Regions from separate parts of the Homo sapiens genome. Here region 2 is linked to region 1. A link is an interaction called in ENCODE POLR2A ChIA-PET data of the cell type or tissue named here. Cell type or tissue: PC-9. All regions are shown on one strand. Each heading gives the region's core, and the rest is flanking DNA. Links, peaks and the distances in the headings are about the cores only.

Region 1 (2,921 bases), core at 130-2,629:
GCCACAGTCCCTGCCTTCATGAACCCATATGCACAGGGGCACAGCCTATGGAAAGCACTAAGGGAAGGGTTTCACGGGATGCCATGGGAACAGAGGGGGCACCTAACCTAGATGGAATCTGGAGGGTAGGGGAGTCCAGGAAAGGCTTATCAGAGGAGGTGATGACTAAGATGAGACTGCAAGAATTGGTAGCTGGAAGCTTGGCAAAGAGATGGGGGAGCATTCTAAGCAGGGGGAAACGTGTGGAAAGGCCTGATGGGTGAGGGAACTCAGCACCTGCATGGATTCAAAAGGATATCATGGAGTGGAATTGTAGATTCCACCACATACTGTGTGACCTTGAACAAGTCCTTTCACTTCCCAGAGCCTCAAATATAGGATAATGTCACTGACCTTTGTCTGCAAAATAAGGATAATGCCACTTACCTTGTGCAACTGTCATACAGAAGATACAATTAAACAGAGGAGTTTATCCTTACAGGACAAATGCTCAACACATGTGGTTAGCATTCTGTATTGCAGAAAGAAAACAAAAAGGCTTGGGCCCTCGACGCCCATGACGCCCGAATTCATCTGCTCCAGCCCACTGGTCCCTCTGCTGCTCCTTGATCCCACTGCGCACTCTCCCTCCAAGGACTTGGCCTAGAACACTCTTCTCCCAGATATTCACATGGAGCTGCCTCCTCCCATCCTTAGGTCTTTGTTCATCTGCTCAAATGTCCCTTATCAGAGAAGCTTTTAAAAATCTCTGTGTCAAACAGTAAATCTTTGTTACTGAATTTTATATTGCTCCTACCAAGTTTTTTATCCATATACTGAATCACCCTAACATTCAATATATTTTTGTCTTTTGTCCTACTTTTGTGTTCTTTCTATATTTTGTCCTACTACTTGTGCTAGAAGTTAAGCTCCCTGAGAGGAGGGGGTTTTGTCTGTTTTATTTCCTGTATTTTTCCAGAGCTCACAGTAGCGTCTGGTACACAGTGAGTGCCCAACAACAAAAAAATTATTTGTTAACGGAAAGAACAAACACCCCAAGCTCGAGGGCAGGACCTGTCTTTATTCTTCTTTTACTCCCTAAGAGCCTGACAAAGGTTTGCATTGGGTAGACTTTTCATAAACATTTGTTGAACTGTACAATTCAATTACTTTTTACAAATGGTTGTGTTCATTTAATACATAAAGATTAAATGACTGTATTTTTCTTGTTCAGCAAATAAATCCAAGATTCTCTGTAATTATAATGAAGCAATTGGTTGCTTGGTCAATTTGGTGGGAAGAAGAGCAAAACTGGTGGCCTGGTTTCATTAGCTGGTGAAAGCCACTAACACATTTATCAATTAGTTCCAAATAGTCACAGCCTTCACTGATGAAAAGGCCAAACCCTGAGGAGGTATGCCAGGATCAGCATTCTGGTTTAATATATGAAGTACAGAAAAATGATCAAGGTGTCCCAGGACTTAAATGTCTATCTGTTATAAAGTTAGGTCCTTTGAGAAACTGCATTACTGGGATTACACCCTCAGGATGTTCACTCCACTAATGGTCTGAAAAGGTTCTTGAATCTCCTCTCAAATTAACCATCAAACATCTGCTTTAATACCAGAAGGCGTAAACTCAAAATGAGGTCAACTGCTTCCCCTAAACATTAGAAACTGTTGAAATTGAAGCAAAATGCCAGAGTATAGTCTTCAGGTTGTACAACCTGTCACATATGCCCTAGGACTTCCTAAGAAAATTATCTCAAGGGTTTATGGTAAGTTCATGGTAAGTATATCAATCACTTGCAATTCCAAAATATTGTGAAAATACAGAGAAAATGATTTGGTTTCAAAGAAAAGCATGACCAGAGTTTACTATAGAGACTGGTCTTCAGAAGGTTGATTTTTACAAGCTAAAACTCCAATTTCTATGAAGAATTACCTGTTATTCAGGCAGTGTCTTGAGAATAATTGCTGCCTATGCCTATGGATACCAAGAAAACCCAAATCAGGTGACAGCACATATGCAAAGATAACCTCTTATATTGACACGGCATGTTCCAAAAAGCATTCGCATTTCCACTTCCATCTGATTTGAGTTTTACAAGGACCCTGCTGGGAAGCTGTGTCAATGGCACCTCCACTGTACAGATGGGCCAAAGGGCTAGGGGCATTCAGCAACCTGCCCACATCCCCAGGACCAGGGCTGGGTCTAGCATGCAGGGCTTCTGAAAACCATGTCCAGCATTCTTTCAGTAGGAAGAATATATGTAGCGTCACACACATACTCTAAAGTAAGTGATCTTTTTCTATACTTTTATGGAATTATATTTTTAATACACTGGCACTTTGGGGATACTTACTCTAAATGATGAACATACCAATTGTTTCTATAACCCTGGAGCCAAATTTAGGCAGATTTCTAATGGAGTCTGGTTCCCCAGGGTTCTGTCCTTGACTCACACTGTTCCATTTAAGAGACTCCTATTGGGTGATCTCATTCAGTCTCGTGGTCTCAACTAATAGCTATGTCCTGATGACTTCCAAATATTTAATTCAGCCCATCCTCTTTACTGAGCTTCAGACTCCTATGCCCCTATCCATGGAGCATCTCCACTGGAGTATACCTCAGGCACCTGTCATACAACCTTTCTAAAACTTCTTCCTCTTTTGCCTAGACTTCTTCCTAGGCACATGATCTCTCCTAGCTAATGGCACTGCCATCCACTCAACCTTCTAGCTAAACACCTGGAAATGATTTCCGGTTTCTTTTTTACCCTGAATCCACCCAAATACTAAGTCCTATCAGCTTTACTTGCTATTATCTCTTATGCCTTTCTCATCAGCCCTACCATCACTGTCTTAGTTCAGGTCCTCATTATCTTGTTACTTGGAACTCTGCAACTGCCTCAAAATGAACCTCTCCCTTGCAACCTGGCT
Region 2 (2,921 bases), core at 274-2,773, 130 kb after region 1:
CTGCTTGTAGATACTATCTATGCATCAATAGTTTAAAAATAAAGTTCTGTTTTTTACCAAGAACTTTCTGTCACTTTCTTCCCAATTTTTTCTTTCCAATCCTTTGGTTAGTTGCTATTAATAATATAATTCTTCTGGGGAATCTACTCCCATAACTAATGCATTAAACAGTCAAAACATGTAATACTTTAGAGTTGATTCGAAAGACAAATGTCCAAGAAAAGAACACTGACTGCAATCATATTTCTCAATATATACTACATTCCACAAAACAGTCAGTATACAGGAACTTATATTGTGTAAACATGTAAAATCAGAATGGGGAAAATGAAATAGGAAATCAAGGCTGGGAAAAGTTAAGATGTAACTGTTAAAATTTTCTTAAAGTTGAGCTACAAATTTGAATCTGAATTTCTGACGCGAAGCAAAGCAAACAAAAAGAAAACCAGGTTCACAAACAAGGTTCACGATAAACCCTAATGAAACCACACCAATTTCTCAGGAGAAGAGACTTCAAAGCCCTTAGGTCTAAAGAAATGTCTCTAATGCAGAGGTTCTCAAAGTGTGATCCCCAAGACCAGCAGCATAAGTATCCCCTGGGAACTTGTTAGAAATGCAGTCAGGGACTGAAACAGAATCTGGGCATGGGGGTCCAGCAAGCTGTTTTAACAAACCCTCCCGGTGATACTGATGCAAGCTACACCTTGAGAACCACTGCTTTAGTGGGTCTTCACACAGCATCCACTGAAAGTGGTTACAAACCTGCTCAAAAGTATTCCAACAATCAGCCAATGGTGTATTTTGCATACCAAGTTCTAATAACGTTCTTCAGGGCAAAGAGGGTAAAGGAGATTTACAAAGATCCAAGCCACATGACCAAGTACACAGCTTGGGTGTAGAATGGAAATATGAGCAGCAGGATCACTGTTTCCCAGTGCCTGGCACATATTAGACTTCCACATCTTTCTGAATAAGTAAATAATGAAAAAAATGCATGCATGAATGAACATCCTTTAAACAATTCCCCAAAAATAACAATAATTGTCAACTGCACTTTGAGTGCCTATAATTAAATGTCATTTTCAAAGGGTACAAAAATTTTAAATGATTTTAGAAGGGAAAAGTCACCATTTATAATCAAACAGCTTTCTACTTCAAATTCAAAAAATAAAATAAAATTTGCAAAAACATTCCAACTTTCACAGCACATTCCAACCAGCAGCCCACTTTAGCTCCGCAGTCTGTAAGAGAGGAGGTGATCAGTGCCAGCTCTGTTTTCACTGATGGGAAATATCTACAGGAGGATCACTCATGTGGCCTAAGGCACACAGCATGAAGTCTGCTGACCCCTGGCCTACTGAGCAGCAACTCTGCAGAGCCTGTTCTGCCTGTAAAGCCTTTCCTCGCAGTTCAGTCTGGAGGAGTCTCCTTGTGTCAGGTATTAGGCAGAAGACCCGGCATGAAGCAGCCAGAGGGGAGGACATGGCAGTACAGGGCCTTTTCCCTGTCAGGAAACACACAAGGCTCAAAGGCAAGATCATCTTGGGGACACGGTTCTCTTTTTTTTTTTTCCCATGACTAGGGATAGTGAGGAAGTACTGGTAATAGCCAGAGAAGAGGTGAAGGGTAGACTGTGAGTGTCAGAAATCTACAGCAGATGTTGGAACTAGAGGCTGCTGTAAGGCAGCCCAGCAGGCAACATGGGAGGGTGAACCTTGGTTAAGGAAGGGCTTAGCAGCCGGCTGGGAATCAGAGGCTCCTCTGACTTTCTCCTTAGAAATTCCTAACTTTGCATCCCATTTCATGAGGCTCTCAGACACTTGGAAGCTCCTCCAAGGCCCTCATACTAAGATTCACCTACAGATCAAGAGCTCTCCAGGCTGGGCGCGGTGGCTCACGCCTGTAATCCCAGCACTTTGGGAGGCTAAGGCAGGCGGATCACGAGGTCAGGAGGTCGAGACCATCCTGGTTAGCAAGGTGAAACCCCGTCTCTACTAAAAATACAAAAAATTAGCCGGGCGTGGTGGTGGGCTCCTGTAGTCCCAGCTACTTGGAAGGCTGAGGCAGGAGAATGGCGTGAACCTGGGAGGCGGAGCTTGCAGTGAGCCGAGATTGCGCCACTGCACTCCAGCCTGGGTGAAAGAGCGAGACTGTTTAAAAAAAAAAAAAAAAAAAGGAGTTCTCCAGATTAAGAGCCTGGGGAGCATATTCATTGTAGTTGTTACCAAGAAAGTCACAAGCAGGACACAAATCCACTCTGGGCAGTCTCTTTCCTTCTAGAATGATTCCAGGTCACAAAACGTCCAACAGAGGCCAGAGTTAGGGGGCTGGCCCCAGCACCCATTCCTCCAACAAACATTTATTGAGCACCTACCTACTGGGTGCTGAAAATAGGGAAATCACAAGACCAGAACAGCACCAAAAGACAGCTCTTGCACTGTAACCTCACCCACAATGACCTCATCCACGGTGACCTCGGTGGCAATTACATCAGGGCTGACCTCTGACACACACACACACACACACACACATACACACACACACACGCAATACCTGAGTAGTATCATCTCATACTTGTTTTCCAGGGTTCGTGTCCTCTGAGGACATTGAGTCAGGCATTTAGATTGGGTTAGGGGCAGATGCACATCCCTTTGAGAATTACCTGCTGACTCTACCCTTTCTCTGTGATGGTAGTTCATGCTTCCTTCATCTGCCTGTCTCTCACCACTTTTCCTATTGTTCTTTAACACACTTTCTGCCTTCTCTGAGCTCTGGGTCTCCAGTCTGCCAAAGTAAGAAAAAGTCCTGCATATAACCCTTGGGTCATTGCTTCCACAAGCAATGGAATATGTAGGAAAGTGGATATATTCAGGAAAACAGACTTTCCTACTCATCGAAGTATTTGTTTTAGAAATCTCATG

What was found. ChIA-PET counts read pairs that join two places held together with the same protein. Peaks named below come from ENCODE experiments on the same cell type or tissue, not always from the same donor. Only the 100,000 strongest peaks of a DNase experiment are listed, where the experiment ranks them.
Region 2: POLR2A ChIA-PET joins it to region 1 with 18 read pairs; 2 of 35 experiments call an interaction of 5 or more read pairs at or near these places.

What each region holds. Positions count from the first base shown.
Region 1 is chr14:61,493,762-61,496,682 of GRCh38, reverse strand. The region is part of intron 10 of PRKCH (protein kinase C eta); the gene reads right to left. Among named protein-coding and RNA genes, the nearest start is that of PRKCH-AS2, 50 kb to the left of the region's middle. In PC-9, for the core only: no CTCF peak of the experiment used is centred there; no DNase peak of the experiment used is centred there.
Region 2 is chr14:61,366,971-61,369,891 of GRCh38, reverse strand. All of the region lies in intron 1 of PRKCH (protein kinase C eta), which reads right to left. Among named protein-coding and RNA genes, the nearest start is that of PRKCH-AS1, 46 kb to the right of the region's middle. In PC-9, for the core only: no CTCF peak of the experiment used is centred there; DNase peaks (open chromatin) are centred at 1,351 and 2,511; H3K4me3 peaks cover 2,500 bases; H3K27ac peaks cover 2,500 bases.